Regions from separate parts of the Homo sapiens genome. Here all the other regions are linked to region 1. The links are chromatin loops, found by intact Hi-C in ENCODE. Cell type or tissue: heart left ventricle. All regions are shown on one strand. Links, peaks and the distances in the headings refer to the core of each region. The heading gives the core; the rest is flanking DNA. Region 1 has its middle 160 kb from the start of ZNF608. Region 2 has its middle 160 kb from the start of CSNK1G3. Region 3 overlaps LOC101927421 (a long non-coding RNA gene). Region 4 overlaps LOC101927421 (a long non-coding RNA gene). Region 5 overlaps LOC101927421 (a long non-coding RNA gene).

Region 1 (6,450 bases), core at 731-5,730:
TCCATGATGGATGAGCTGGGCTCTGTCAAACTTCTAGTATTCAGAAGTCAGGCTAATGTATTATGACCCACTTGATTGCAATTTTAGGCCCAGAAGGTTTTTGTGGGGCATTCTAGGATTCTAGTCGCTTTTATAAAATGTGGTAAATACACAAAGCAATGGACATAGTGAATAACAAATTTATACTAGTTTGTCTGTAGCCTTTTGGTATACCAGGTTTATGCTGTCACTAATTTTTACAACTATTCAACAAAATAGATGTTATAATATCATTTTATAGATGAGGAAACTGAAGCTCAGGAAGACTAAGTCACTAACCTTCACTCGTAAGTGGGAAACTAATGGAGTCATCTTCAAGCAAGCAAAGCGCCAAACAAATGATTCTCAGACAAATCATAATGTGCATAGATCACCCCACCATGCTCGTTTTTTATTTTATTTTATTTGAGACGGACTCTCGCTCTGTCACCCAGGCTGGAGTAAAGTGGCACAATCTCAGCTCACTGCAACCTCCCCCTTGCCGCCCTGGTTCAAGCAATTCTCCTGCCTCAGCCTCATGAGTAGCTCGGATTATAGGCATGCAACCACCACGCCTGGCTAATTTTTGTGTTTTTAGTAGAGACGGAGTTTTGCCATGTTGACCAGGCTGGTCTCGAACTCGTGACCTCAAGTGATCCGCCTGCCTTAGCCTCTCAAAGTGCTGGGATTACAGGCGTGAGCCACTGCAGGTGGCCAACCCTACTGGTTATTTATTTAGGTAGGCACAGTGTGTAGAATCTTCCAGCAGAGGAATATTTTGAGAAGGTGAGTTACTGTCTGTGTATTTGACCCCCTTTTTTTCCCTATGTAATGCAAACCTTTACAAAATACATTTTCTTTTCGATAAGATGACATCCTTTTTATTTTTGCTAAGTATGGTTTTATCCTCCTCCTCTCTGTTTAATGGGAGCAGCTGTCCCAACGACAGGATTTAGCTTAAGTTAAAAATAAGAAGGAAAATGGTGTACGTAAATGTGAGGACTGATCCTCCCTGAATGAGAGGTAATAGTTCTTAGGGAAAAGTAAGCTGTTCTTACCCTTTTTGTTTTGCCTTGCCAATTCTGGCCTGTGTCTTCAGAGGCACCTAAGTCTTCAGTGTATTAATTGTTCAGACTTTTGACTCCAAAAGGAGGTTACTTTTTAAAGGCTGACCAATTGCTTTGGCTATGCTGTCTTAAATGTGGGTCTCTAAGAAATCAGTATGAGCAACTTTCTTTGAGCCTTCAAAGTAAAGTCAAATGCTTGCTCCTCAGCAGGAAAGTGACTTTAATTAATTCTGGACGACCTTTCCATTGAAAAGCAAAACACTGCCCCAAGGCTTTTTAGAAAGGTTAGGTTGTACCTTTTCCCTCTTATTGTTATGAGGCAGATATTAGTGTTCCTCACACAAGTCTTTCTCTCCTGTGTTGTTGTGGATGAGTGCACTTCTTAATAAAGGAAAAACAAAACAAGCAAGTAAAAACCCCTGTTTGGAGCCAATTAACTTCTTGATTCTAACAAGAACTGAACTGGAGTATAAAATCTTCCATCACAATAAAATATGACTAAAGACCTCATCAATACTCATTTAACAAATGCTTTGGACTGAACCATCTTTTTCTAATACTTAGGAATTCCATTATTTCTTATTTCAGTGAACATGTTAGAAAAAATTAAGTGAAATGGGATTAGGTTTGCCATTTGTCATTTACTCAGAGTAGAATTCCCGTCTGACATGTGGGCACTCATACCAGGGGCTTAATGCTTTTAGTAATTATAAGGATCATGTAGAGTATGTTGATTGGTGAGGAAAAAAATCTTTATTAACTGCTCAGAAATAGTTAATTCTTCATTAGTCAGAGCACTGCACTAGAGGCTGCTGCCTGTGAACCATGGATTAGAGTTTATGATAGTAATAACCTCCCTGAAAAAACATTTGTTACTATACTTAATGACCAGATTTTAGTGCATTAACCTTCCTTGGGAGGTCAACTAACAAAATGGATGTTAACTGCTTGTAACAACCAATTCCTCTGAAATTAATATTTAGATGCCTTTGGTGTCAAAAAACCTTCCTTCCATATCAGGGCATTAAAAACACTTCTAAATTATTAATAGCAGGCAGAATTCAATGCCTGAAAGATTTCCATTCCAGTGTTCTTTATCCTCAGCCTCTTCCCATTTTCTCTAACAAAGTTCTCTTATGCAGGAACAAGGAAGGCATTCAGGAAAATTAGGTCTCAAAAATGCATGTGGGTCAACAATGCACTGCAGTTTTGAAAAGGTCACTCTTTAAGTTCAACAGAAATAAACATAATAGGAGTGTGAAGGCAGCCCTGAGAGCACACTGAGAACCTGACAGGGACAAACTCCCTGCCAGGCCTCGGGCTGCACTGCCACAGCCCTATCACCACCTGTCAGGAACTCCTTAACGACATTTTTGCATCCCTTCTGCAACTGACCTCCTGGCTTGGCTCTCCAGCCCCTCCCCCTCCCTTTAAATTGGAAACAAACCACACTTATGTCAAAACGGCTTCTGAACTAGTTCCTTCCTGAGCAATCCCAGAATATAAAACATGTTCTGAAAAGCTGCACCATTCCCTGGAGAAACTTTATGATTTGGTTACTGCAGCAGGGCGCGCTGCTCCTTGGCTGTGGTAGCCTTGAGTCAGTGCCAAACAATGAAGCAATGCTATTATTAGCCTTTCCATTCAATGGCGACAAAACAGTCCATGTTTCTATTTTCAGACTGTTCTCTTCTGGTGCAATAGATTTGCCAGAAACCTAAGCCTCAGGGCTAGCACTGGACCAACAGGGCAAAGTAGGCACCTGAAGCCAAAACATGCACAGTGGCACAAATGTGAAAATGCTTTAATGGTAGTATTTTTAGGCAGAGGCAAAATACAGAGCTGGCCAAAGTTCTGTCTGCTGAAACCTGTGCTGGTTTTTACGGAAAGTTACTGCTGGGGTTGGGATAGAATACCTGGGATCTCTACCATGAAGTTGCCCAATTTAATAATTTTCCCAAATTGCAACTGTGTAGTAACATTTGTGACTCAGTCATTTAAACTGGCCTGTTGGCCAGGCTCAGTGGCTCATGTCTGTAATCCCAGCACTTGGGGAGGCCTAGGCGGGCAGATCCCTGAGCTCAGGAGTTCGAGACCAGCCTGAGCAACACGGTGAAACCCGTCTGTATTAAAAAATACAAAAATTAGCCAGGCTTGGCGGCGGGCACCTGTAGTCCCAGGTACTAGGAAGGCTGAGGTGGGAGAATCTCTTGAGCGTGGGAGGCTACAGTGAGGTGTGAACACGCCGCTGCACTCCAGCCTGGGCAACAGAGGGAGACCCTGTCGTGAAAATAAATGAAAATAAATAAATAAAAAAATAAACCAGCTTGTGTGCTGGCACAGAACGATAGACCAATATTGCACAGAGTTGTGACTTGGATGATAAAGGTGACAAAGTAAAATGCCTGTAAGAAAGGGTGATTTCCTTATGACATGATCAGTTAGTTACAAGCCCACCAGGATGTTTCCAGAAGAGTCGGGCAACTTGTAGGCATTCTTTTTGATTGTTACTTACTCTTTTTTTTTTGAGACGGAGTCTCGCTCTGTCGCCCAGGTTGGAGTGCAGTAGCGTGATCTCGGCTCACTGCAAGCTCTGCCTCCCGGGTTCACGCCATTCTCCTGCTTCAGCCTCCTGAGTAGCTGGGACTACAGGCGCCCGCCACCACGCCTGGCTAATTTTTTTTTGTATTTTTAGTAGAGATGGGGTTTCACTGTGTTAGCCAGGATGGTCTCGATATCCTGACCTCACGATCCGCCCATCTCGGCCTCCTAAAGTGCTGGGATTACAGGCGCGAGCCACCGCTCCCGGCCTGATTGTTACTTTCTGATGGATTACTTTTGTAATACTGGAAATTTCGTGTATATAGAGGTCCATAACATTTTTGGCCTGTTTCCACTTGTAAATAAGATTTGCAATCTGACCATTCAAGCCGTGCAAATTCTGTATAATAATGATTTTAATTTAATGCCCAGATTCTTCATTGCTTTGGGAATACTGTTCTTGCTAATTGGAAGGTCATTATACCATTACATATATATTATTCCTCTTTCCTATTGTAGCTGATTCTCTCCTTGTGTATATTATTTTAGGAAAGAAACACTTGCAAGCAGGAAGTAAGCAATTATTTCTTTTAAACTGTGACAGATTTTGTATATTTAATTGTTAAAATTTCAGATAATGGTATTTCTTTTAAGGTTTGGTGTTTTATTTTTGCATTTAAAAATAAAAATAAGACAATTAGGCTAAGTTTATAAAAGGAAAAAATGTGATATCTTGCTTTCTCAAATCTCTTTTGCTAGAAATTATTTTTAACAGAGACATTTGGAGAAAGAGCTCTTCCCAAATATAAAACTAAAATATGAACTGTTGACATTTCCTCCACTCCTCCTCCCCCATTTTCTACGGAAATATCATTTATAGGCTGCTGGAAGCCAGCTTTTAGTCACAGTGTTTTCAATAGTAGGAATGATTAAAACACACTTATTGCCTTGGTCTGCTTTATCTCTAAACTGATAAGATTTCTGAAAGCTATTTAACTGTCATGTGAATCATTAACTTCATTATGTTTACGGAGAATATGTTATCTCCCCTGCTTCTTGGGGACATGGATCCTTCATCAGCGACCTGGATGGCGCTGAGTGTGATGCAGGTAATGTACCTGCACAATTTACTAGTAGCCGGTAAGAGTTTCAAATCAGGATGTTGATTATAGTGTTGTTCACTTAATGAACTTCCATGCACTGCTTCCTGAAAACCCTTTTATGGTTTCTGTTGGCTCCATATGGCATTCTGATGAGCTTACACTTCTCCTTAAGTGCTTCTGTATCAGAAAACAAGAGCAAAGCTGAAACAAAGTGAGTCATCTGGTTTTGTCTTTGCTTTCACTGCATGAGATAATGTGGAGGTGTTAATTACAAGACTTCACTGAGTCTTGACTAATAACAGTGTGCAAACAAATGTATGTCAGGCTCAGCCACAGAAAAGCTTCTACTAATAAGGTAAAACTAGCAATTAGAGCTGACAATGAAGTAATACTTTCCGTTGAATATTCATTAATGACGTTCTTGTTTGGGAGAAGGGAGGCTTCTGATTGTTCAGATGGAAACCTAGAATAGGTCATTTCTTTTAAATGAATTAAACACTGTGTGGTGAGCCAGTGTACTGGATTAATTCCCTTTTGTACTAATGCACTGACCCTTTGCTTCAAAGGCAGAGCCTGGATGGCCACTAAGATTCTTCAATCTGTGACCTTGGCTTAATAGGGACAAATTGAATTTCCCACAAAGAGAAAAATGATAGTGACCATAGAACATCACTAACAATGTGCTGGAAATACTACATGTTTTATTGAAATTCTTCACTGCAGCTCCTAGGGTTGTAAGAATAAAGACTGTGATAACCTCACCTAACCTAACTCATATCACTTAGTCTACTGTTCTCTTTCCACTCCCCTCCCCTTCCTTTCCTTCTCTTCCCTTTCCCCTTCCATTCCCTTCTTTATTTTTCTTCCAGAAAGCAGTTTGACATACATGGTATAATATGAAATACATTTGGTCTGTGTCCCTGGTTTCTGCCTAGAGCTCCTAATCCCCCTGGCATTTCCTGATAGGAGTATCTTTCGTTGTTCATAATAAGCCCCTTTGATACTTCCTGAGTTTATGCTAATGATTACTTAGGGTAGGGCCCCTAGATGGCCTCAGGATGGGGCCAGATACCAGAAAGACCAGGTGATTAGATAATTAGGGGTTTGGAACTCTCAGCCCCACTCATGTATTATGTATCTCTGGGAAGGAGAGGGCTTGAGGTCAAGTTCTATAAAAACTCTTGAACAACACGATTTGATGAACTTCCAGGTTGCTAAACACGTGGAGGTGTTCATGGAAGCTCCATGCCGCTTCCCCCGTACCTCGCCCTATGGATCTCTTCATCTGTCATTTCATCTGTATCCATTATAATAGCCTTTATAATAAACCAGCAAATATAAGTGTTTCCCTGAGTTCTGTGAGCCATCCTAGCAAATTCATTGAACCCAAGCAAGGGGTTGTGGCTATAGCCAGTTGGTCAGAACTATGAGTGGCCTGGACTGCTGATTGGCATCTGAAGTTGGGGGCAGTCTTGTGGGACTGATCCTTTAACCTGTGGGATGTGACATTGTCTCCAGTTAGATAGTGTCAGAATTGACTTGAATTAATAGAACTTCCAGTTGGTGTCCAGTGGAGAACTGCTTGGTGTGGGGAAAAATCCTCACATATCCAGTCACAGAAGAGTTCTGTGTTGAATGTGTTAAAGTGTACCCGCAGCTGACAGACAAAATGGACTCCCTATAGCTAACTGAGGTGCTCAAAATTAAAACAGAATCAAGGG
Region 2 (6,450 bases), core at 1-5,000, 1.2 Mb before region 1:
AAATAACATGATTCTATATCTAGAAAACCCCATAATCTCATCCCAAAAGCTCCTTAAGCTAATAAACAGCTTCAGCAAAGTCTCATGATACAAAATCAATGTGCAAAAATTATTAACATTCCTATACACCAAAAACAGTCAAGCTGAGAGCCAAATCAGAAACACAATCCCATTTACAATCGCCACAAAAAAGAAAAAGTACTAAGAATACGGCTTACCAGGGTGGTGAAATATCTCTACAAGAACTATAAAACACTGCTCAAAGAAATCAGAGATGACACAAACAAATGGAAAAACATTCTATGCTCATGGATAGGAAGAATTCATACTGTTATAATGGCCATACTGCCCAAAGCAATTTATAGATTCAATGCTATTCCTATTAAACTACAATTGACATTCTTCACAGAGCTAGAAAAAGCCATTTAAAAATTCATATGGAACCAAAAAAGAACCAAATAGCGACGGCAGTCCCAGGCAAAAAGAAGAAAGCTGGAGGCATCACACTACCCAACTTCAAACTTTACTACAGAGCTACAATAACAAAAATAACATGGTACTGGTACAAAAACAGACACGTAGACCAATGGAACAGAATAAGGAGCCTAGAAATAAGGCCGCACACCTACAACCATTTTATCTTTGACAAAACTGACAAGAACAAGCAATGGGGAAAGGGCTCTCTATGCAATAAATGGTGCTGGGATAACTGGCTTATGCAGAAGATTGAAATTGAACCCATTCCTTACACTATATACAAAAATCAACCCAAGACAGGTTAAAGACTTAAATGTAAACCCCAAAACTATAAAAACCTTGGAAGACAACCTAGGCAATACCATTCTGGACACAAGAATGGGCACAGATTTCATGACTAAGATGCCAAAAGCCATTGCAACAAAAGTAAAAATTGACAAATGGGATGTAATTAAACTAAAGAGCTTCTGCACAGCAAAATAAACTATCAACAGAGTGAACAGACTACCTACAGAATGGGAGAAAATTTTCCCAAACTGTGCATCTGACAAAGGTCTAATATCCAGCATCTATAAGGAACTTTACAGGAAAAAAAAGCACTATTAAAAAGTGGGTGAAGATCATGAACAGACTTTCAAAAGAAGACATACATTGTGGCCAAAAAGCATATAAAAAATGCTTAATATCACTGATCGTTAGAGAAATGCAAATCAAAACCATAATGAGATACCATCTCACACCAGTCGGAGTAACTATTATTAAAAAGTCAAAAAATAACAGATGCTGGTGAGGTTGCAGTGAAAAAAGAATGCTTATAAACTTCTGGTGGGAGTGTAAATTCGCTCGATCATTGTGGAAGATAGTGTGGTGATTCCTTAAAGAGCTAAAAACAGAACTACCATTTGACCCAGCAATTTCATTACTGGATATATAGCCAAAGGAATATAAATTGTTCTGTCATAAAGACACATGCATGTTTATGTTCATTGCAGCACTATTCACAATAGCAAAGACATGGAAGCAACCTAAATGCCCATCAGTGACAGAGTGGATAAAGAAAATGTAGTATGCATACAGCATGCAGCCATAAAAAAGAATGAGATCATGTCTTTTGCTGGAACATAGATAGAGCTGGAGGCCATTATCCTTAGCAAACTAACACAGGAATAGAAAGCCAAATACTGCATGTTGTCATTTATAAGTGGGGGCTAAATGATGAGAACATGTGGACACACAGAGGGGAACAACGCACACTGGGGTCTATCAGAGTGTGGAGGTTGGAAGGAGGGAGACTATCAGGAAAAATAACTAATGGGTACTAGACTTAAAATTTAGGTGATGAAATAATCTGTACAACAAAACCCCATGATGCAAGTTTTTACCTGTGTAAAACACCTGCACATGTACCCCAAACTTAAAATAAAAGTTAAAAAAAAATAAGCACTTCTTATAATTTCATTGCCAGGAATGGTGACTATACTTTGAGAAATATTTTATATTATAAGTATGATAGAACTTTGGAAACCTCAAAACCTGTGCCTACTTTCAAAATTTTATTAATTATGAAATGCATACTTAAAATGTTTGTTCACTGAGCAATGATTAGCTATTTGTCTGCATCATTTATAATGTCTTTGTGAATAAACATTCTAACTTGTAGGCAATGCTTTGCATCTGTTATTTTGCAAATAAAAGAAAAATTTGTTTCTCATGACCACTATTAAATCTGTTGACTTAAAAAAGTACATATTTTTGTGATTCTCAACATCATATCAGACTTTTCTTTCTTGACACATGAAATTGAAATAATATCACTAATATTACAATTAATCATAGAGACATGGGGGTGGATGTTCAAGGACTTGAAAAGCTGTATCTCACACTGTCTAATATGTGAAAGCATTAGGTTGTCTTTTAGGGAAATTACTTGTTATTATTCAGACATATCCCATCCACTTCAAAGTTGGTCCTAAGCAATGAGAAGTGAAAATTATTAAAATGAAGTTTGCATATATTAGGTGCTCAGAGTACTAAATAAAACAATTTACTTTTACATCAGAAAATAGAATTCAACGACTTAACATTAAATGGTCCAAGGTCAATGTCACCAACATATAACTTGCAACAGACAGAATAAGAGATCAGGACATATGATTTAGTAGTAAGCTACTGTAGGAATATTCACTTGCAGAGTTTTGTTGTTTTGTTTTTTTTTTTTAGACTTTATGGGCCACATTTTTAGCTTGAGGGCCATACAAAAATGGGCCACAGACCGCATACTGCCCCTGATTATAATAAAAACATATGTCAAACTATGAGTAAGATTGATTCCTGGTTTTAAACATTGTGTTAGTAATTTAGGTGACAACTTTTTTGGTTAGGGCAACTCTCCATTCGGCCACTTGATGGCAGCATTTACTATGTGCTAACATTGAACTTCAATTTTTTTTTTTTTTTTTTTTTTTTTTCTCCTCTTTAGGTTGTTCAGCCTCGTTTAACATTGGTGGTGGAAAAAAGATTGATAGCAATGCAAATGTATTTATAACCACGAGAGATAGCCACCTTCCACCCCAATTAGCCTTTGCATTGATTTACTGAGGAAAAACATCTATTACCGAAAAAGTCTTACAGATTAGTGTTGCATTATTTTGTTACAGTTGAAATATCTGTAGGAAAAGTGATCTCACAGATCTCATTTTAATCTAACCAAAAATGTACTTTCCCCAATAATTAAAAAAAAAAAGATTTATCATTGAGAATGCAGCTCTGGTTCAGAATGCTATACTACAGCTTTTCCCCTTAAAGCTATATACTTAGTTATTTGAATATTTTTTAATAATGAGCTTGTGTCACATTTTAGGTCTTTAAAAAGAGATTTATTCATGAGCTGTTGCTTGAATAAAGCCATTGATCTACCAAAAAAATTTCCTATTTCTCAATTTCTTTGTGAGAATATAATTACGATCTGAATTAGTCTTTAAAAAAAATAAAAGAGCATACTGCTTCCTGAAATACATTTTGTACCCCCCAAATAATGGAGCTGCAGCTGAGACTTTTCCTGCAGAAAAAAAAAAACTTACCAGTAATGATTCTATAAACATCCTGGCAACAACTTTCTAGGGGAGGGTTCACTAGGAGAACTCCCATTTGAGATTTACATGGAGCACAAATTGGTAAATTTATAAGGCGGTTACGATTTCGTGCTTTTGGCTTGAAAGGAGGGAATCATTTTTTTGTTTGTTTTTAAACCACCCCTTCTTCTCCTCTGGCCCCTTATTTCTCCCAAAAAAAATGGCATTTGGAAGAGTTTGGTGGCTTTACTTTCCTTTTTTTTTCTGCTCCATGATTGGAGAAGATTCCCATATTATAATATATTGCCATTTGAATTTATATGTCAGAGCAAGGTTAAAGTACTCAACAGTAGAGTTGTAAAGGAGGCTCTTCTGGGGCCACTGGGCCTGTGTAAATGGCAAGAATGTAGCATGGGAAGTCTTGGACCATGAGTTTATATAAATAACTTTGTGGGTGGATATAAATATTCTGGGGAGGCGATTCCAGCTCTGCTGTTTTCACAGGCTCAACTCTATTTTCCTGAGCTCTGTGTATGTTTACTTACATACAATTGTATATTTCCTTCTGTTTATACACAGTTGGGTTTTCTGGCCCTATATAAGGAGATTTATGTTCCACACACATTCTTCCTATAGCTCATCTCACGCTAGTTAAACATTTTTTATAAAAGAAAACTAATGCAAGATTACCGTAGAAACCTTAGAAAATATGGATAAGTGAAAATAAATAAAAGCATATATCTTACCATGCTATTATTTGTTACAGTCTAGCACTCCCTCTATATATATGTATGCACACACACACATACATACACACACTTACAAATAAATACAAATCTATATTATAAAAATTAGACCATGCACTAGTTTTGCACAGGTTTTTCCCAACCCAGCTGAATACAATTTCTATTGCTATACAATTCACTTCTATTCCTCTTCTTTTTAACACAAGAATATATTTCTTATTATGCTTCACCTTTATATTTCTTATTATGAGGAATACTACTTGGCTTGGATTCCTGGAAAAGATACTACCTGACTTGGACCCCTGGTATGATCGTGTCCCTGTGGGAATTCATACAGAGGACCCAACCACAGACGGCCTGATGACAACAGGGAATACTTTCAAAATTATATAGGAAGTTGAATGCTAGATTTGACAGGCTTAATTGCTGATATGTTCAGTTTCGAATGAAATCAATGTGGGAAAGAAAAAGGAAATAATAGCTCTGACAGCTTTCCCAATCTGCAGCATTTGCTGTCTGTAAAGTCTTGTTAAATTCTAGCCAGCAGTTTAGGAAGGAAAAGCTGAAGTGAATGCACCAGAGAGGGGCTGACTGTCCTTTTAGGAGAGGCTTGTTTTCAATCTGCCTGGTGCTCAGAGATATCGAGTGCCCACAGGACAATGCTGTCCCTCCCACTGGTGATGAAAGGTACTGGGAACTTGTTACCTATAAATGCCAACTGTAAGTTGCAACAGCTTCAGCAACAGCTGTCTCGCCAATTACCCAGTGGTGTGTGTGTGTGCATTCCTGCATTCATGCACATTGTTTCATTTATGTTGACTCTTCTGGTTAGCATAGTCTAATCAAAGGCCAACCACTGGAACCTGGGTCAGTGTACCTGGCCTCCCAGTGTGTGGTGTCTGAATACAGGGACCTAGTTTGATTATAGTGAGATTTACTCCATTATCCTCAGCTGTATCTCATTTAAGGCTGGACAAAAAGGTCTCAGAAAAGCGAATGAAGCATAGAAGTGCTGGTGGTTTGATATGAGGGTAGGAGTAGAGAAAATGTGAAAGTTATTGAGGCGTTCCTGCTTGTCAGAACATTTTGGGAGTCTCCCTAAATTCTGAAGCCAACTTAGGGTTGAGCAAGTTTGTTCAATGAGCTTGGTAAGCCCTGTAGCCTAAAGACTGGTTCTGGGTTTATAATAGTAGAGTGCTGTGTTTTTTTGTTGTTTTATTTGTTGTTGTTTTTTTTTTGTTTTATTTGTTGTTTTGCCATTTGCAAGTGTTGAACTCATGTGAATTTTTTATCTGTTCAATAAAAAATTACCCAGAGAGTTGAAATTGGCATTGATTTTTAATTTCTACAGAAGTTATTACAGATATATATCAGTGTCAATTAAAACAGTTTCATTGCGTACTACATATAGGAAATCAAATTTCATAATTGCATTTAGCATATGGGCAGTAGTACTGATTTCAGAGATTAAAGGTCATTGGTGATTAGGCTCTGAGTTTAAATAAAATTACATTATATTTTTTCCTCTTCCTCCTAGATTGCAAACATGATGGACAGGAAATGCTGGCATGACTTAGAATTACCTAGTAAAAGTCATGTTGATGCCTGTTTTCTGTTTGCCTTCTTTCTTGCACCCCATCCTCCATAATTGCAAAGATAACTTGAAGGTAAACGTGTTTTTTTTTTTTTTTTTGAGGCAGATCTCACTCTGTCGCCCAGGCTGGAGTGCAGTGGCGCGATCTCGGCTCACTGCAGCCTCTGCATCCCGTGTTCAAGTGATTCTCCAACCTCTGCCTCCCTGGTAGCTGGGACTATAGGCATCCACCACCACGCCTGGCTAATTTTTGTTTTTTTTTTGGTAGAGACAAGGAGGTTTCACCACGTTGGCCAGGCTGGTCTCGAACTCCTGACCTCAACGGATCCACCCACTTTGGCCTCCCAAAGTGCTGGGATTACAGGTATGAGCTACTGTGCCCGGCCCATATCATTGTTTATTATTATTATTATTATTATACTTTAAGTTTTAGGGTACATGTGCACAATGTGCAGGTTTGTTACATATGTATACATGTGCCATGTTGGTGTGCTGCACCCATTAACTCGTCATTTAGCATTAGGTATATCTCCTAATGCTATCCCTCCCCCCTCCCCCCACC
Region 3 (6,450 bases), core at 700-5,699, 290 kb after region 1:
AAAGAAAACATAAAGCTGAAGCAAAGCAGCAATAGAAAATGCAACAAATAATCAATTTTTCCCCCACTGAATCTAGGTGCCTTTAACATTGTCAAAAATCACACCAACACCAGTGATACACACAATTTGGATATATTTTGTTTCAATGATCTTTCAGCAAATATTGTCTTGAGATAACTCCATGCCTTGTGACAGTTCTATGATCATTTAAAACATTAAGCTTCAACCAAGGTCAGAGAACAAAGAGAAATGCAAATGCACATATTTAAAACTAACAATGAATCTCACCTTCCAGGAAAAGGATTGCACTTCTACTAGTATAATGGAAAAGTATAGACAGGAAAATATGGTAGAAGCTCCTCTGTTCTCTCTCTCTCTCTCTCTCTCACTCTCTGTCTGTCTCTGTCTCTGTCTCTCTCTCTCTCTCTCTCTCTCTCTCTCTCACACACACACACACACACACACACACACACACACACACACGCCATACTTTATTTTAAAAATATACAGTGAATTGGCTGTTTGGAAGTAACAGGCATCTTAATCTGATTTCACCAGAGTTTTAGGGAATGATTAACTCTTACATTTGCAAAATTGAGTTAGAATGTTTAATACAATGTAATATGAAATTGAAACAGATGAGACTTCTTCATAAATTAAGTGCCTGGAAGATTTGGAAAACTTCTGAGAGAGACATCGTGTGAATTTTTCCTCCCTGCATGTCCGCACTGCAGGTGCAGAGTGGGCAGATAACACATGGAAGCCAGTGTGGCCCTATTTCCCCAGTGTTCACAGGACATGGGGCACAAAGGGCCAGCATCTTTTCGCTGTTGCTGCTTGCCATATTTAGTCACTGAGATCTGGAACGGGCCTGAGGAATGCTGAACTGAACTGTTGCTTATGTCATTAAAAACTCAACTAGGCAGAAAGCTAGGAATGGAGCAGTTGACAAAGATAAAGCCGAGAGCTCTGTGGCTTATCCTTAATTAGGTGTTGGCATTGGTTCTTGTCAAACAAGGGGAAAGAGAGTGTGCTGTAGCACACGGACGCACACAGACAGCCCTAGTCACAGTTGGAGAGAACACAAAGTGCATTCAAGCTGGCATTGAAAGGGATTTAGATAAGTACTCGAGGTAACAAAAATCGAAAAAGGAGGATGATAGCAATGGAAGCTTTAGATGAATTGCAACTGAGTGCACCTTTATTACAGCTTATCAGTCTCCAGACAGCTACAAACCAACCTTCCTAGTGCATTTCTCTTCGTGCTCTCCTGGATTAAAGGTCAAAGTAACTCAGATTTATATGTTCTGTCGCGCGGTCTCAGTCTCTCCCGTTGCTCACGTATATGGAGCCCATATCCCAGGGATTTGGTATCCCTGGCATGAAACTTTGCTCCTTGAATGAAGCAAAAGCCTTTCCTCATTGAAAAGGGTCCATTTTTCTAAAATAACTATCTCATAGGAAGAGGTTGCAAATAATGCAATATTAAAAGATCTCAAAGATGCTACTGGCATAAATACACACATGGCAACGTGCCAGCTCTAATCGTTCTTGTCCATAATTATGGTTATATTTTGCATCGATCTGACATATTCAAAAGCTAATATTCTGGTTTATTAGAACAGAGTCTATATGTATTCTCAACATACACAAAAGCTGTGTGTTTTCATAATATGTATAAGCACTTCAGACGGTAAGCTGTGCACATTGCAGCTAGCAGATGGTAGCTCTTATCACAGATAAAAGCACATATATATGTTTCTGTAACTACACCCTCAGAGAGAACGGATAAGAGAAGAATTCTCTCCACATCACAGCTTACATTACCCATCTACTTAGGCAGCAAACAGCATATGTTTTACTGCTGTGGAAAGGCAGTACTTGAGAGGAAAATATGATTAAAATAAACTTAGAGATAACCTGATGAATAAATACAAAAAACCCCTCTGTGTTAATTGAAAGTTAGGGTGTGTGTGTGCATGTGTGTGTGTGAAGGAAAGGATGTCTTAGTACATTCAGGAAGTAAGAAAATAAAGAGTACATCTTTCAGTGTTGCCGGGTAGAATGCAGGATTCCCAATTAAGTCAACTTTCAAATGAAAAATGAATAATATTTTAGTATAAGTATATTCCAAATTGTGCATGCTCCATATTCCATGCAATATTTGAGACATTCTTATACTAAAATATCATGAGTTGTTTATCTGAAATTCAAATTGGAGCCCCCTAGTCCCCCACACATCATAATTTATTTATTTATTTTGCTAAATCTGACAACCATAGTTTTCAGCTGCTGTTATTAATGGTTTTAATCAGTGTTCCCAGTGTTCCAGGTGAAAGGACAGCTATCAACAGGCAAATCTATTTTGGAAGATATGATTTCAAATATTTGTATGCTTTTTCTGTTCATACAAATCCAGCAAGGATTTTGAACATTTATCTGAATGATGCAGTCAATAATAAAGCTAGTATGGATAACTTAGGAAATAGATCTCCCCGCCCCACATCCCCAGTTTTAGATTCTGGTTTGGAACTATTTGGATAATTATTTCACTTCGGCTATACAAGCTTATCTTTTTTCCCCCATTTATGAATTTGATCTATTATTTTAGACTAAGATCTATTTGCAGTCATAAAATAGGAGACAGGCTTTAAACACTCTACAAGTACACATTTGTATTCTTATGGTGAGATAGGCATTCAACTGGAAGGTTAAATGGAGTTCAGATAATTTCTTTTTTTATTCTTTGCTCTGGCTTTTGTCTCATGTCTTTCAGCAAAAGTGAATAAAGATGTCTCCATTTTACACCAAAAGATTCAATTACTTTTCAAATGCTGGGTCAACATCTGCAGATGAACAATCTTAACCAACGTATTTTGATTCTACACAAACTTATGTGACACTTTTGTTTTCTCTCCAAGAGCAGAGAATAGATTCAAGCCTGCTATTCTGAGCTGGAGCTTCCACTGCCACTAGCACTGAACTTTTGGCAGGCAGCCAACCAATCTCTGTAGCCCAGTGAAACTGATTCCATCTGCTCCAGCAGTGCAATATATTCCACTTCAGGTCAAAAGCGGGGAGCCAGCAGTATTAACATTACACTAATCTGTAAAGACATTTTCACTGGGCTAGATAGGCTAATGTTACACAGGCTTTCAAAGCTTCAAGGGTAAGGAGCAACAGTAATTGTCAGGGGAAGATACAGTAGGCAGTGGATTCTTGCTGAGAATATTCCAAGATAGTCTAGATGAATGGTTCTAAAGAATGAAGAAAGAAAGAAAGAAATACCTTTTAAAAGAGACAAGTCATTTGCTATCTTGTTAAGCAGGTATTTCAAACACAGCTTTGGATCATATGTTTAGCAATTATAAACTCTATTGTCCTTTTTTTTTTCTCATTTACTCCTGTATCCCCAAAACTTCTTAAGCACACACGTTTACACACACACAACCTCAAAGCCTATTAAATAATTGATGAGAAGTACAATCTCTATTTAATCTCTATTTAAAAAACCTAGCTGGAAATAAATTGCTTAGTATAACCTTGGTGTTATAAAATGAGAACTATTTCCAAGCTCTTAACAGATTTGTTAAATAAAAGTGAGCATGTGGCTAACCCCTCCTCCATCTTCTCCTCCCCCTCTACTTCATCCCAGCTACCCCTCCCTGCTTTTCTGTGGTTTGTAGAAAATATGCATAGTTTGGGGATACACAGCTCTATAATCAATTGCTCTTTAAACATAAGATACCAAGGACTTTATTATAGGCCCTTAATGGAAAATACACTGAAGGAGAATACTCTGAAAGCAGATTAATGTATACGATGGAAATTTAATACCAGTAGCAGAAAGGGTCTTTTTCATTTCCCTAGTTCTTTGGTTGGGGGGAGAAAGGTAGTTTAAGATTCATGCCTTCAGGCACATCAGAAGGCATTAACAACTACATTTCAGGAAATTGTAATGTATAAAAATTCAATTTAGCCTGCTTGATTTTCTTTTAGTAGAAGAGGAAAAATGTTTGGCTGGAAATAAACCGTATGAAAATTCCCACAATTAGGAAGTATACAGCTATGTTTTTGCTATAATTTGATGTTATGCACAGTTGACGTGAAAAATTACTTTTGTGCTAGAATGATAGATTTCCCTCTAGATGGAAATATGCTATCTCTGTAATTTAAAAAGTAACAAAACCCACACATAATTTCAGTTTTCTTTCCTTACAGAGTAAGTGAAAATCTAGGGTTATACAAAGTTTTCACTTATCTTCCTCTTTTTTAAACTTAAATATGAAAGCTGTTTGGAAATTTGTAAAACTATTGGGCTTTTCAATCTCAGAAAATAATGAAGTAAATTTGGCAAGCATTTTTATTGTACATATTTAACACTTACTCCCTCCATTTATTCCTTGTCATAAAAATTTGGCTATAAAAGGAACTAAACTTACATAGAATTGAAGACCTCCCCTTCTTTTTTTTTTTTTTTTTTTTTTTTTTTACAGTTCTCCATCTAAATGGAAAATTCACACAGGGTACAGGCTAATGAATATGCATGAGTCTTCATGCATTGATATACATATGATTTCTCGTCTATAAAGAACGGTTTGGAAGACTTGTTATCTGACCAGAAAAGCCTGTAGTAAGTTGAGATAAAGGATGCTGACTCCAATCCCCTCAGCCTTTGCAACTGCTTTATATTCTAATCACTGCGCTAAGCATCTGTCCCCGGCAGGCAGCTTGTTCAATCTAGCAGATAACGAATGCAGCCCAATGGTGGCTGTGCTGGCCCTTCCCCACGCACGCGAGGAGCTAGTGTTCCATTCCTCTGATTACACAGGCAGCGGGAAAGCACTCTCAGAGCTGTAATTGCCTCCGTTTTGAAACATCTTCACCTGTTAGCCAAAGCTAAGTTGAATCACAGCAGAAATTATTAACAGTGGCTGTTTTCAAGCCAGCTTAATTTGAGCTGATGCTGCTGTTCACTTAACCCAGATGAATAGGTGTGCAGGACGAGAGTCTAAGCAGAGATGACACCCCAATGAATATTCGCTCGCAGCCCTGCTGCGGGGAGCTGGCTTGCACAACAACAGACGATTGTTAAAAAGCTAAGGGGGACTGGGGCGTTGGACGGGACTGGCTCCTCTTCAGGCACCTCTGTGCTCGTGAGAACTTCCTGACTGATGGCTGCTTTTAACAGCTAAATCATTTTTTCAATTAGTTTCCACAAATGTTGGCAAACACAGACTGTTTTTGGGGTTGTGCACAATGGTGTGAGAAACACTACCCTGCTTCCAGAGTGGCCAGAAACACTCTTTTTCAGAGAGCTGAACAGGCATTAAAATTTAATGGTCTGCTTTCATTTTCTCCGCAGTGTGCTTCAAGATGATTATAAATTACAGCATTCTGCTTACTTTTGACGGAATAAGTCATGTATCAGCATTTGATTTAGAAGCTATGTGTGCTTGACATATGAAACACATCTTGCAGATGTGATTTATCACAGAGCTCTTTTTTTTTGTTTCAGGACAAAATAGCTGAACAGGAGGCTCACCATTGTGACAGTGACCGCCATCCCCACAGTGGGGGTATGGCTGTGGCTTCCGAAGATTGAATCTTAGGAGTCTGAAAAATCTGAATTTATCTCTATTTTTCAAGTTGAGGAATTCTTTTGTTTTTCAAAGCTCAACATGATTCCTAAAGATCTCACTCTTTAAAAAAAAAAAAAACAAAACTGCTGGGAAAAGATGGGCAAGGCATTACTAAATATGGGAATTTTCTCCCAAAGTTAGATGGGGTGTCACAGAGCAAGACATCCCCCTGTAATGCCAGGGCAATTTGGGAAGCTGCTGGCTTATAGGGCCTCTGATGCAATATGACTGGCTCAGGAGGCAGGTTGAGAGCAGATGGGGGATTTGTCATTTGGATGGGTATGAGACTAGAGGGATGGTCTATAAAGGCAAAGCCTGATTCTGCTGTCAGCTAGTATATTTCTTTGCCTCTGAATCTATATCTGCTGGTGAACTGAGCTGCAACATGGCCAATCCATTCATTTCAGCATCTCTTTAGCAACAGCTCTGATGACTGTCGCCAAAATAGTTGTGTGAGGACCCACACTGATCATGAAATGATTTAACCAAACAATCAGCTGGGCCATGCTTTATTTACCAAGTCTGACTAATAACTATAACAAAGCTGCAGAAATCCTAAATATTATTTCAGAATCACATTTCCCGTAGAAGGTGTAACTTGGAAGTATATTCCCCTTCTTTGTCTCCTACTGCATCCTTTGCATCCTTATAAAACCAAATTCACGTTTCACCTTACCTCTTCTGTGTAGCTTTATCAGCACCTCCTGTTAGTTATTCATGGCCTCTTCTCTTTGGACAGTCTATTCCAGTACTTGTGACACCGTACTGTAATTATCTGTGATCTTTCTTCCTCCCCCTATGTTATTCT
Region 4 (6,450 bases), core at 634-5,633, 280 kb after region 1:
TGATGCAAAAGATTAGGGGTGAAGGACATGGTGACATTACAGACTTGAGCACTAACAATTCAAGTTCTAGCCTAAGTTGCAATTTTTCAGAACTCAAGTGCTTAGGAGAGCCTTAATTTAGAATGCAGTTATAATCTACATTATATGAAATTTTAAAAATCTACAGTGATTTTTAAATATTTTTTTTAAAAAGACACCTGGCTTAGGATGTATCCAAGATATTCATAGGTGATAAAGCTCTGTAGAGACCTGGTTTCCTGGCAGCTCATCAATGCCTATTGGCATCCTCCTTTGAACTCCAGTATTCAAATGAACAAAGGTGGCATCCACCACCAAAGAAGTGAAGTCAAATTGAGTATCTCACAGCACCACACATTTCCATGTTGGCGAGAGTGGAGAGTAGTCATTGACTTCTGATTTATTGATAGCTATAGCAATGGATCTCACACAGGCAGTAAGTTAAGGGCAATCCTGCACTCACAACATTGTATTTTATGGCTTCCTTGGCGTGACAGGATAAGCTGATAATAACAACTATTATTCATAAAGCCAGGTACTATGCAAAATGCATTACAAATATTTTCTCCTTTAATCCTGATAACAACACTAGGATGTAGGTATTTTTATCCCTATGTTACAGATGAGTAAATTGAGACCTAGGTTAAGTCTCTTAATTTACTAACGGTCATACTAATAGTGATAGAGTTGCATTTGAGTCTCTCTGACTCCAGGCCCATGTCGTTTCACTGAAGCCATCATGACATGGGAATTCAAATAGAAAAGTTGTTTATGACTCTTTCTGTTTTCTTAAGAGAATCTGGATTCAGTTTCAACTTATACATCATTTAGGAAGGGAATCAGAAACTCCAAGTTGTTATTCTTCAACCCTGTAACCCAAAGCGTTCGATTAATAGAACTAGTGAACATTTTGAGCTATTTATAATAGTATAAACCCTTCTCTCTTCAAGAGCCTGAGGATATGGGAGATTATTGCCTTGTTGAGAAATTCCAGGAATGGGAACAAATAGAGAAAAAGGCAGAAAAAGGAGAACTGCTGAGATATATATTCATTTTCCTCAGTATGAAGGCAATTCACATAATGACTCAGTTATATAACTGATACTGCTTTTGTATGACTTGAGGTCAAATGAATGGTATCCCTAACAATTGCCCGTGTCCCTACAGCCAAGGAGATGCCCCCAGATGCCTAGATATGCATGCCTCAAGAGCACAGTGGAACTTGTAGGGACACATTATGTTTACTGGCTGCCACCCTGGAATTGCCCCAGTGGGTGGAAGAGAGCACGACTTATACTGTCAGTAGCCTCTGTTAGTATAAGGCTTTCAGGAGACAATTCTCCATAGGTGTCTCATGCTTCGGCATACCTTGCCAGCAGAGGCACTATCTTTTCAGGGACACCTGCATAACAAACAGCCATGGAAGATAGAGATGGCATCTCTCTTGAGCTGACGACTGGTTTGCTTATTGTCCAGTATAATATAATGTTTCCCTTGGGGGAAAGGCCCAGGCAGGTTTGCTTGTAGCACATTATAAAAAATATACGAGTTCCCTACACTTAATGTCCCTCAGCCGGGATGCAAACCAACTGTATTCTTATCCCCCTGAAGCAATGTGTCACCTCATGGGCCTTGGAGTGCAAGGGGAATGGCTATGAACAAGAAGCTCATGTGGTTTGCTGTGCTGTGAGTAATGAAGTCCTTTGTTTCTGCCCCAGGAGTCTCATGTCTTTTGCCAGGTTAACTTGTTAGCTTTCAAGCAGGGTAAAATCTCAGGTCCTTCACAGTTCTCAACAAAAGCCTACCAATCTAAAACTCTATAGAGTCCAAGACTGTCTTAGTGTTACATTTAGATAAACACAGCCCAGTAAAGAGCCTTATTCTTTATTATATATCTTGAACAAACTTAAAAAAAATGGTGGTAGTAGTGGTGCATTGCTCATAGCAACTTTTATTAAAACTCTCCTAACTCTTGAAATTCCTGAAGCTTCTCATTTTCCTGGCCTCAAACAAAATCTTTCTTATTCATGTGCCATGTGAGAAGGTAGAGCAAGATGGCAGAATAGGAAGTCCCCTGGATGTCTGCCTTCCACCCCCCACCTGCGAGGACACCAAGTTAACAACTAGCTACACAGAAGAAACACCTTTTATAAGTACTGCAATCTGGCAGTACTCCTCGTGGCCTGGGGTGGTGGTGATTTTTTAAGAATGAAAAATCAGTACTCCTAGTACCTGGTTTTAACTTCATATCATTGAAAGGGGCAATGAGGAGATAAAAAACAGTCCTGAATCACTGATGCGATCCCTCTCCCACCCTGGCAGCCCCTGCATGGTACAGAGATCACCCTGTGTCTCTAAGTAAGCTTGAAAGGCAGTCTAGGCCATAAGGACTGCAACTCTTAGGTGAGTCCTAGGGCTGAATTAGGCCCAATGACAGTGGACTAGGCGGGCACGCGGCATACTGGGACACCAACTGGAGCAGCCAAGGGAGTGCTTGCATCACCCCTCTCCTAACCCCAGGCTGTACAGCTCAGGGCTCCGAAAGAGACTCCTTCCTTCTACATGAGAGAAAGAGCAGGAAAAGTGGGGAGGACTTTGTCTTGCGTATTGGATACCAGCTCAGCCACAGCAGGATAGGACACTGGTCAGAGCTGGGAGGCCCACATTCCAGGCCCTAACTCCCAGACGAGATTTCTAGACACACCCTGAGCCAGAAGGAAATCTGCTGCCTTGAAGGAAAGGACTCAGTCCTGGCAGCATTCATCAACTGCTAACTGAAGAGCCCTGGGTCTTGAATAACCAGCAGCGATATGTCAGGGTACTATGTCAAGGGGCTTGGGTGAGCCTCTGAGACTTGCTGGTTTCAGTTGAGACTCAGCATATTACCAGCTGTGGTGGCTATGGGGCAAAACCTCTTCTGCTTCAGAAAAGCAGAGTGAAAGGTAAAGGAGATTTTGTCTTGCACCTTACATGCCTGCACAGCCACAGCGCAGTAGGGCACCAAGCAAGTGGGCTCTTGGGGTCCTTGATTCCAGGACTTGCCTCTTGGATGGCATTTCTAGACCTGCCCTGGACAGAGGGGAGCTCACTGCCCTGGTGGACTCACCTTAGGGTGAGTCCTAGGCCAGGCAGCATTCATGACAAGATGACTTAAGAGCCCTTGGACTTTGAGGGAACATTGGCAATCTGGCAGTACTCCTCGTGGCCTGGGGTGGTGGTGACTATGGGGTGAGGCCCTTTTGCCTTTGGAAAGGGGAGGGAAGAATGGGAAGGACTGAATCGTGTAGCTTGGGTGCCAGCTCAGCTGCAATACAATAAAACACCAGGTAAACTTCTAAGGTTTTTGACTCTAGTCCCTGACTCCTGGATGGCACTTCTGAACCCATTAGGGGTCTGTGGGACCTTGCTACCCTGAAGGGAAGGACACAGGCCTGGCTGGCTTTGCTACCTGCTGATTGCAGAGCCCCAGGGCCTTGAGTGAATATAGGCAGTAGCCAGGGAATGGTTACAGCAGGACTTGGGCGAGACATAGCACTGTGCTGGCTTCAGGCCTGACCCAGTGCAGTCACAGTGGTGGTGGCCACAGGAGTGCTTGTATCACTCCACCCCCCATGTTAGGTGGGGGGGGGGGGGAGAGAGAGAGAGAGAGAGAGACAGAGAGACTCTGTATGTTTGGGAGAATGTAAGGGAAGGGAACAAGAGTTTTTATCCAATAATCCAGAGAATTCTCCTGGATGTTATCCAAGACCATCTAGGTGGTACCTCTACAGCTCTGCAAGAACCACAGCGTAACTGGACTTGGGGTGCCCCCTAAGGCACATACAGCCTAGATCACAGCACCCAAGTCCTTTCAAATATCTGAAAAGCCTTCCCAAGAAGGACAGCTACAAATAAGCCCAGTGAAGACGACAATACATACCTAACCCTTCAATCCCCAGACAATGAAGAACATCTACTAGCATCAACACCATCCAGGAAAACATGACTTCATCAAACAAACTAAATAAGGTACCAAGAACCAACTCTGGAGAAACAGAGATATGTGACCTTTCAGATAGAGAATTCAAAATAGCTGGGTTGAGGAACTCGAAAAAGTTCAAGATGACACAGAGAAGGAATTCAAAATTTTATCAGATGAATTTAACAAAGAGATTGAAGTAATGAAAAAGAATAATGTGTCACGTTACATACACCTTTTCAGGCATTTGACCCTAATTGTCTATCCTGCATGACACCTACGATTTCATCATATTCCCAGAACAACCCTCCCCACTCTTGCCCCACCCCATACACATCTCAAGCAGCCCCTTAGAGATTGTAGCCTTTCTTATGTTGCACTGGTTTTTCCCTTGAGAATGTGCCTTTGGATTTTGAGTACTTTCTCTCTTGGATTGTGAGAACTTTCTCTCTTCTGAGATGCTAAGTTAGCTATTCCCAAAAGCTTTGTTGTAAACAGAAGAAGAAATGGCCTTGAACTATTTACGTGTAATTAATTTTTATTCTGTCATACCAGCCTGGTATTCAACTCTGCTAACTCTCTAACATCTTGTAACTGATGATGTTATCACCTGATGGTTAAGGGCAACTGTTCTGTGTTTTGATTCTATATTTGGGTTTGCTCCCTAGTTCCACTGGATAGAATTTCTTTCTAATAGCTCATATTCCCATGGAGTTTCTACAAGCTTTCTCAGCTGGTTCGGCAGGACAGTTAATTAGCACAGCCACCTCAGCTGTGCTGACATTGGTTGATGATACCAGTGTAAAACCAGAAATGTTTTGGAATGATAGGCTGTACGAACGGATGCCAAAAGAGCCCTGCTGCCTTTTTCTCTTCTGTTCAAAATATGTTTAATTGTAGCTCTTCTTCCAAAGTACAGATAACGCTAGTGATTAAAAAGAAAAAAAAACAAAACTGGTATGATAGCAAGGCAGATAGGAGATAATCACTGGTCATTAAACAAAATTTATTTCCAAAGAAACAATATAAAGTTGTATGGGTTTGAAAGCACAAAATAATGTTATTTTTATCTTGCATCCAGTTCCACATATGGCAGTCCTGCTGAGCATTGTGACCAGGCAAAGTTGAGGGACTTGTTACAGTGAGTTTATTAGCTGCAATGGGAACTTGTTTTATTTAATCTGTGCCAGGAGGCTATTATATGCAAATCACTAACATGGTACAGAGTTGGTTACAAAGAAAATATCAGGACAGAATGGGGAGATGTCCCCATATTCTACTGGAAGTATCTCAATGGTATCATTTCACACTATTAATTTTTGAAGACATGTTAAAAATTAGCTTTCATAATCTCTCACTAAAAAAATTTTTTGACCGTTTAGATGAAATTAAAGTCATAATGTTTAACTTTCTGGGGAATGTATGCAAGATGTCATTTTGAGAAGTCTCAAAATGGGACCTTTTCCTTAACTAAGCAGTGGGTGATCCCTTGCCCTTAGTCTGGTTTGTTTTGCATTCCTTGGCTTCAGTATATTGGACAAGAGACTGGCACCTGTCCTAAGGGCACCTGACATATGGGCTTTGGCAGAGCACAAGGACAGTAATCAATAGGGGTAGTTTTTGGCAAAAGATGACTGGCCAAATCAGGCATATGATCTCTTTGGACTTTTGAAGGTGATACATTTTGAAAGAATCAGCAGATAGCAGAGTAGCCTAGAAGATGAGTGACACACAGGAAAAAAAGTAAAGCAGCAAAAGCTTTAAGTGCAAGAAATAAAGTCATGTGTGAGAGAAGAAAGTAGAGGGAACTTGACTGATGGTATTAGCAGCAGTGGGTACCTAATTGTAGACAGCTGTCCTCCCATGATGGTGAAGCTCTAGACTAGTAAGCTGTGCACTGACTGGACTGAAAGATTATCAGGAGACCCAGTCACTGTCAGTGTACTTTGCTCAGGGGTTTACTTATGTGACTTTTAGTCCCTACCTCTTTCATGAGGCTTCCTGAGATGTTTTGCCATGTTCCTTTCTTTCTCTCAGTGTTCACAGACTAAACTCCCATGAACTCTGGGTGCCTGAGAATGTCTCTTCTTAGTAATTCAAGAATGCCTGATGAACACAGACCCAGGTCTTTCAAACCACTAATTTGAATCTTAGCTCTACCTTAACTAACAATTATTTTTTGGGTAATTTAGGTAATCACAGAAGCAAGGCAGTCAGCTAAAAATGGATTGGTTTCTACATCTGAGACTGAAGAAGATCAGGCAGAGAGCTATACGCAATTAAATAGTTAAAATAGGACCTATATTTCTCTGGACTTCCAGTGCCAGTTTGGAATTCATGATCATATTTACATGTTTCTAGACAGATGTGTCATGGAATAATTGAAATAGTCCTAAGACGTATTACTAAACTTTAGTTAGGAAGGCCATGCCTTCAGCCTGACATGTGCAAGTACAAATAGTCCATTCAGGGTT
Region 5 (6,450 bases), core at 860-5,859, 140 kb after region 1:
CATTGCAAATCTAAGGAGGGAGATATGGTAATTAGTGTTTCCTAAACTTATTTCACCATACAACTACCCTTCGCATGATGATATTTATTGAAGTTCTCTTATAAACAGTGTTTTACACTGAGAATGCTGAATAATTGGGTCACAGTGAAGGTCTAGGACTCTCAACACTGTTTATAATGTAGTAAGCAGATAAGCAGATGTTTTATCTGAACTGCTTTGTACAGAATAAGACAATTTACTTAAAAAAAAAAAAAAAAGAATCTCCCGCCTTCACCTAAGTTTGAGCGCTTCCCACCACCCCCCACCCCGCCCCCGCCCCCAGCAAGCCTGCCTTTCCCCTTGGGAATACACTGTCAACAAAACACAGCAATGAAATCAGCTTCATCACTCTTAGTATCTCTTCTCCCTTTCTTCTGCAGTAAGATAATACCTGCTTTTTAACAATGGACTTCCAGACTAAAGGTTATATATTCTAGCATAGTAGCTGTTGTTTCTCAGTGTGTAGTACAATTAAGGGCAGAAAAATTCAAATTGGTTCTTAGGAATATGAAGAGATGCCTTATTAGCAGAATAAAAAATATTAACACTTGATAATTCCCAGAAACATAATGGGCTCATGTTTGACTGCATTTTGAATCCCTACAGCTCTCACATCTCTTTAATTTTTTCTACTGTTGTTTCCTGCATTCACTGAGTTAGCATTTCTCGAATATGCTTTGGGCTCTGTGTTTACTATGACAGATATGCCATGCTTCTTGTTGGGGGCTGGACATGGTGGATGACATCAGTCACACAAACTGTTGATTATAACGAGTAGTATGTGCAGTGATGCTTTATGCAGGGTACTATGGGAGCACAGTGGCACTCTTATTCTGATTAACCTTGTCACTAGTAAGTCATTTTAAATTCTCAAGACTTAGGACAGTGTTTCCTACTTTTGTTTCCTCCACACAGCATGGAACAGTTCTGGGAACACAGCACTGATAAAACTCTTAGGGATGAATTTACCTATACCTGTGTTTCAGCCTTGTGATCTGGTGAGTATTCAGCTAATTTTCTTGTGGTCTTTTCCTCCCTTTGTTAGGCAAAAATTATACAAATGTAAACCAGCTGAGTTTTACAGTGTGGTTTGATGGCAGCAAGTTTGAGAGGGACAAAATACCATTATGACCACCTGCCAAAATTTCCCTTTGCAACCAGGAAAGCCAGACCCTGACATGCAAAGCCTCTTGGACATCTGGAATGAATTCCTTTTGTTATGTGTGTATGGGTGCTTTCCAAGAAAGGGAAGTTCCAGATTTAAGAAAGGAGTGAGAAACTTTTATCAGGAAAAATTATTCACAATTAAGAGGTACTTTGCTCTAGCTGTGGGTCACAGGAAAAGTTTACAAATGTCCAGTGAATCTGCTTCTTGACTTCTCTGAGTTCTGCAGTCATAATGAATTGTGTTCTTCCTTAGCTCTTGACAGAAGTCACCCTCTAAAGTTAGATCTGAGCAAAGAGTCTTAATTGGCCGATAGATCCCAAGTGACTTTTGGTTCACATATGGAGAGCAGTTTTGTTATGTCAAATCCCAGCAGTTTAGCTTTGTGTCTAACTCTGGATAAAAATGTTGATATTAAACTGGTAGCAAGTAAAAGCAATTCTAATTTTATGTTGCATAAACTAAAGCTCCTTCTTTTGACAAAAACTAAAGGATTTAAAATTACTTCTTGTTGATGTCTCTATAAAACTATGAACCTTCTAGAGGCTCCAATATATCGAATTACATACACATGTACATTCACACCTACAGAAGTCACCTATCTCCCTGAATGAATTTATGTTTATGTAACTACTTACATACTTGTGCCCAAAGGCTTATATTCATGAATGGAAATGGACCCTAGCTGATGGTATTGAGCAGTAAAATTTTATGTGAGAGTTTTGGGTCTTTGCTGCTGAGATAGGAATCTTGCTGAATTTTAAAGGTGACTAGTTAAAAGAAATAAAACATAGTTCACCCTTTCAGTTGGAGGAGAACAGAGTATTTAACAATAGGTTTCCTCTTTGAACTGATGTTCCATGGGAAGAATGGCTGATAATAAATGGAAATGGTGGCTCGAAGAATGTTGTAAGTTTACTTCCTGAGAGAAGTCATTTAGAATCTATCATTTCTGAGGCAGATATAATTTCACTGATCCTTTTGTCTCTTTATATTCTTTTGTCTCTCTATATTCTTTATATCCTGCAGATTTGGCACTAGTTACTATATTTCTTTGTGTTGACCCTGGTCAAATGAGCTTGAGCTACATTATTGTTGTTTCTTGTTTTTCTCTTCTTTTTTCAATGACTCACATTTTCACTAGATTAAGAATAATATTAACCTCTTTTTGGTGTAAAGTATAGCACTGTGACATGTAATATCTCATTGTAACTGAGCTTTGCAATATATTTGCAAGGAAAGTAGAGGTGGTAGCAATATCTCTGTTTGGCATATGAGGAAACTGAGGCTTAGAGAGCCTAAGTGAATTTCCTAAGCTTTCACTGCCAGGACCAAAAAGAGCTCCAGCTTGGTTCTCAGTCTCATATTTCAGATGCTTTTTCCAACATACTTCATTGCTTTTACTGGGCAACTGGCTTTCAAACATGTGGTGTGCACAGTTGGTATGTGTGGGACATTCAAGTGAACTTACCTAAAGGCAACAGAATAATCATTTGGAAGGACTGACCCAAATAGACACAGCTCTCTACCCGTGTGAGCAGCAGGTTAGAATGTGGGCAGGCAGCCCAGAATGTGTCTCCTCCCGGGCAGACAGACAGGAATCTCTCTGGAGACTGGCCAGGAGGCCAGAAGGTCTCCCAGAGACTCAAGAGGGCTGCCAGGAGGAATCTATAATGATTCCATTTTAGGTTTAAAGGACATTATAGTCACAGCAGGCGTATCTAGTACTATACATGATGCTGACACAAATGCACATATATTGGCGTCTGATGTAGATAGATGATATCTTGCTGTGAAGGGTGAACGAACAGGCAGTTTTCTACTTTTAACTTTCAGTCAAACCAATCAACATAAACCAGCCAGCAGCGTATGTGGGATGACAGATACTTCCAGATCTTTGCTGATTGCACTAGCCGGATAATTAATTTGGGCATAAGTCATGGTTGGACTCCTCTGCCACTGCATGTTCAGATTTTTCCCACGACTGATTGTGGCAGAGGCTGCTAATTTTCTACCCAACATCCACTTCGTTCTCCTTTTTCAGTAATAGGACTCTGTTTTTGTAGAGGACAGCCAGAGTATAATTAAAAGACCATTTTCTACATTTCCACTTTGCAGCCAGGAGTGGCTGTGTGGGTATGTTTTAGTCAGTGAAAGGTTAGCAGAAATATGTAGGACTTTTGGGAGATTTTCTTAAAGAGAAGTGGATTGACCTCCCTTCTTGCTGCCTGGAATGTGGGTGTGCTCTAGAAGCTATCTTGTAAGTGTGGTGACCAGGCTGCCATCGTAGGAATCTAAGAGTAGGGGACAGGCAGGAGCTTGAGTCATCCAAAACTCCATGAAGCTGCTTTGACAGTCTTGGCCTGCTGACCTCCAGACTTATTTTGTGTGTAGGGAAATATGCTTCTAGCTTGCTTAATACGCTGTGGTTGTTCGTTATATTGCAGTGGGGACCTTACACCAAGTGATGCCTAGATGGGCACATGGTGCTAGAAGAGATCTAAAATGCGATAAAAATACAGGTGAAAAAAGATTTTAAAATATAAAGGAAGAAATAATTTGGGGTCTAATAAGAAAAGAAGCGAGTGATTGTAGCTGGGTGATATTTAACTCCGCTGTTTTCCAATTCTTTCTGCTCCTGCCCTTTGCCCTACTCTTTAGGCACCACTGCCCTGATGGCAGAAATGATACAGAGAGCAAAGTGTCAAATTACTGGCTTCCAAAGGTCTGTGTAGGCTCTTAATAGTCTATAGAAAATATCATAATGTTTTTAACTTACGTGACTTTATTATGGAGAATTTACAACTCACTCAAGAGTAGGTGGAGTTGTATAGTAATCCTCTATACTCGCCATCCAGTTTCAACAACCATTCATCCTTGGTGAATCCTGTCCCATCTACACCTGCATCCACTTCTCTCTTCTCATTGCTTTTAAAATAAATTTCATATTTTGGCATAATTTTAGATTTATGGAAAAGTTGCAAAGATAGGACAATTTTCACATACTCTTTACCTATGTCTCCCTATCTTACGATTCCATGGTACGTTTGTCAGAATGAATATGTTAGTATTGATGTGAAACTATTAATTAAATCTAGACTTTATTCCTATTTCACCAGTTTTACCACTAAAATTCTTTCTCTTTTCTAGAATTCAATCCAAGATACTACATTGCATTTAGCCCCTTGTTATTTTGAAGCATATCCCAGGTATCAAGTAGTTTTACCTTTAAGTATAGTTGGCCCTCCATATCCATCAGTTCCACATCTGTGGATTCAACCAACCGCAGATTCATTTTTTTTTTTTGTTAAAGATGGTTGCATTTATACTGAACGTGTGCAGATTTTTTTTCTTGTCATTCCCTAAACAATACAACTATTTACATAGCATTTACATTGTATTAAATGTAAATCATCAAGAGATGACTCAATGTATGCAGCAGGATGTGAGTAAGTTATATGCAAATACTACACTATTTTATATCAGGAACTTGAGCATTTGTAGATTTTGGTATCTGTGGGCGTCTTGGAATGAATTCTCCAGGGACAACAAGGGACAACTGTATTTTAGTATACATCTCTAAAAGACAAGGACTCTTTTGCTTTAATGCAAATACAAAGTAATCATCACACCCCCAAAATAGCAACGATTCCTTAATATCGTCAACATCAAATCAAATATTTTCTTGTAAATGTCATGTCCTTCTTACACCTTTTTTTTTTTTTTTCTAATCCTGGATCCAAACATGACCTGAACAATAAGATTAGCAAATATGTCTTTTAAATATCTTTTATTCTATAGATTTCCCCTCCATTTCTCTCTTTTTTTCTTTGCAATTTATTTGTTGAAGAAACAAGTTTGTCCTGCAGTTTTGCCATCCAGGTTTTTCTGATCATATCCTTGAAGAGTAGGTACCTGTGTTACACTATGCTTTGCATTTTCATAAATTGACTGTAGAGATTGATCGGATTTATTCATTTACTTATTCAGTGAGTTTTGGCAATAATATAGGAAGTGGTGGGTTTTTCCAACAATAGGCACATACCATACTGTCTGGTTTTCTCTCTTTTTGGTGTTTGTGGCTGTTAATGTCCTCTGTTATAGAGGTTGCAAACTGGTGATATTGTAATTCTAACATTTCTTCTTCATTTATAAGCTGGAATATTTTTTATAAAGATCATGTTTTCTCCATCCACTTATCATTTGGTTATTGTGGTGCACACCATAGAAGAAGGCAAAATAAATGCTGATTTTTTATATACCTTATTTGTCACTTCTAAAAATAATGAGTTGGTTCACTATTAGCATCCTCCAATGTTGACCAGATAATTTAGAGTTCATAGTCAAGAAAATAAAGTGTTTCGTATGTGAAAGAGCAGGTGCTTGAGACAGAGTGTTTAGTATTCCCAAAATTTGTAGCTTGAGAGAGCAGACACCAAAACCCAGAGAGCTGTGAGCATGGAGAGAGAGACAGAGAGAGACAGAGAGAAGGAAACACCTAGATACATTTGGTAGAATCTGAGAGCTACAGACTTGGTGCCCCTGCTCTAAGCTATCCTCAAGGCCAATCTGGTACTGGAGCAGCTGGTATTGTCATGACAGTAGCCAATGACTAAGGCAGGCACTTAGTCAGGGAGTCCCAAGGACAGCCTCACTATGAGCCCAGAGCAGTGCAGAGAAGGTGGGTGCAAGCTCCTGAGTCCCAGTGGGGGCTCAGAAGTGCTGAGAGGACCAGCAGGCTGTAGGAGGCCTGTGGTTGTATGCGAACAACAGAGTTTGATGAATACCAGGTTGAGAGAATTTCACATCTAAGTCCAGGTGGGCAACCTATACCTGCACAGAAGCTGATGGGACACAGAGTGGCATGCGAACCAGACACTAGAAAATAGAGGCCCAGAGGAGAAAGAAAGATGGGCCTGGGGATAGGCCAGCCCTGAATTTGATCCGTTATTGCCCAGAAGAGATTATTTTCATTTTTTCAGAATTGAAAAAACTTAGCTCAGGGTTTCCATTTCCACACATTAGCAGAAAAACTATCTTTCCAATTCAAAGTTACATTCTAGTAAACTGATTTCACTTACATAGACATAAAGAGAGTAAGATGACTGCCCATCTAGGACTGTAAATTTAAAACTCTAGATAAGTATAAGCTCTTTAATGTTTGAAAGAAAGGGAGTCATCGGGGTGCTTGAACTAGTCACTCTGCCCTCAGGGAAGGAGGCAGAGAATGGGCTGGCCCCAGGGTT

The links. Peaks named below come from ENCODE experiments on the same cell type or tissue, not always from the same donor. Only the 100,000 strongest peaks of a DNase experiment are listed, where the experiment ranks them.
Region 2: a loop joins it to region 1, with 8 times the contacts of the local background. A loop is called at or near these places in 4 of 110 quality-filtered maps.
Region 3: it touches region 1 in a loop (4-fold over the local background); 8 of 110 quality-filtered maps call a loop at or near these places.
Region 4: a loop joins it to region 1, with 2.2 times the contacts of the local background. A loop is called at or near these places in 7 of 110 quality-filtered maps.
Region 5: it touches region 1 in a loop (5-fold over the local background); 5 of 110 quality-filtered maps call a loop at or near these places.

Annotation. Positions count from the first base shown.
Region 1 is chr5:124,904,142-124,910,591 of GRCh38, forward strand. No RefSeq gene overlaps it. Among named protein-coding and RNA genes, the nearest start is that of ZNF608, 160 kb to the left of the region's middle. RefSeq lists an enhancer at 2,166-2,950. In heart left ventricle, for the core only: a CTCF peak has its summit at 2,680; DNase peaks (open chromatin) are centred at 2,435 and 2,660; H3K27ac peaks cover 1,293 bases.
Region 2 is chr5:123,668,280-123,674,729 of GRCh38, forward strand. No RefSeq gene overlaps it. Among named protein-coding and RNA genes, the nearest start is that of CSNK1G3, 160 kb to the left of the region's middle. In heart left ventricle, for the core only: a CTCF peak has its summit at 2,881 (motif pointing right); no DNase peak of the experiment used is centred there.
Region 3 is chr5:125,195,739-125,202,188 of GRCh38, forward strand. All of the region lies in intron 4 of LOC101927421 (a long non-coding RNA gene), which reads left to right. Among named protein-coding and RNA genes, the nearest start is that of LINC02240, 290 kb to the right of the region's middle. In heart left ventricle, for the core only: no CTCF peak of the experiment used is centred there; a DNase peak (open chromatin) is centred at 3,003; H3K4me3 peaks cover 1,151 bases; H3K27ac peaks cover 1,709 bases.
Region 4 is chr5:125,182,371-125,188,820 of GRCh38, forward strand. All of the region lies in intron 4 of LOC101927421 (a long non-coding RNA gene), which reads left to right. Among named protein-coding and RNA genes, the nearest start is that of LINC02240, 310 kb to the right of the region's middle. In heart left ventricle, for the core only: no CTCF peak of the experiment used is centred there; no DNase peak of the experiment used is centred there.
Region 5 is chr5:125,041,203-125,047,652 of GRCh38, forward strand. It overlaps LOC101927421 (a long non-coding RNA gene), which reads left to right. Exons shown (of 6, transcript NR_109882.1): 2 at 955-1,037. Among named protein-coding and RNA genes, the nearest start is that of ZNF608, 300 kb to the left of the region's middle. In heart left ventricle, for the core only: no CTCF peak of the experiment used is centred there; a DNase peak (open chromatin) is centred at 2,779; H3K27ac peaks cover 846 bases.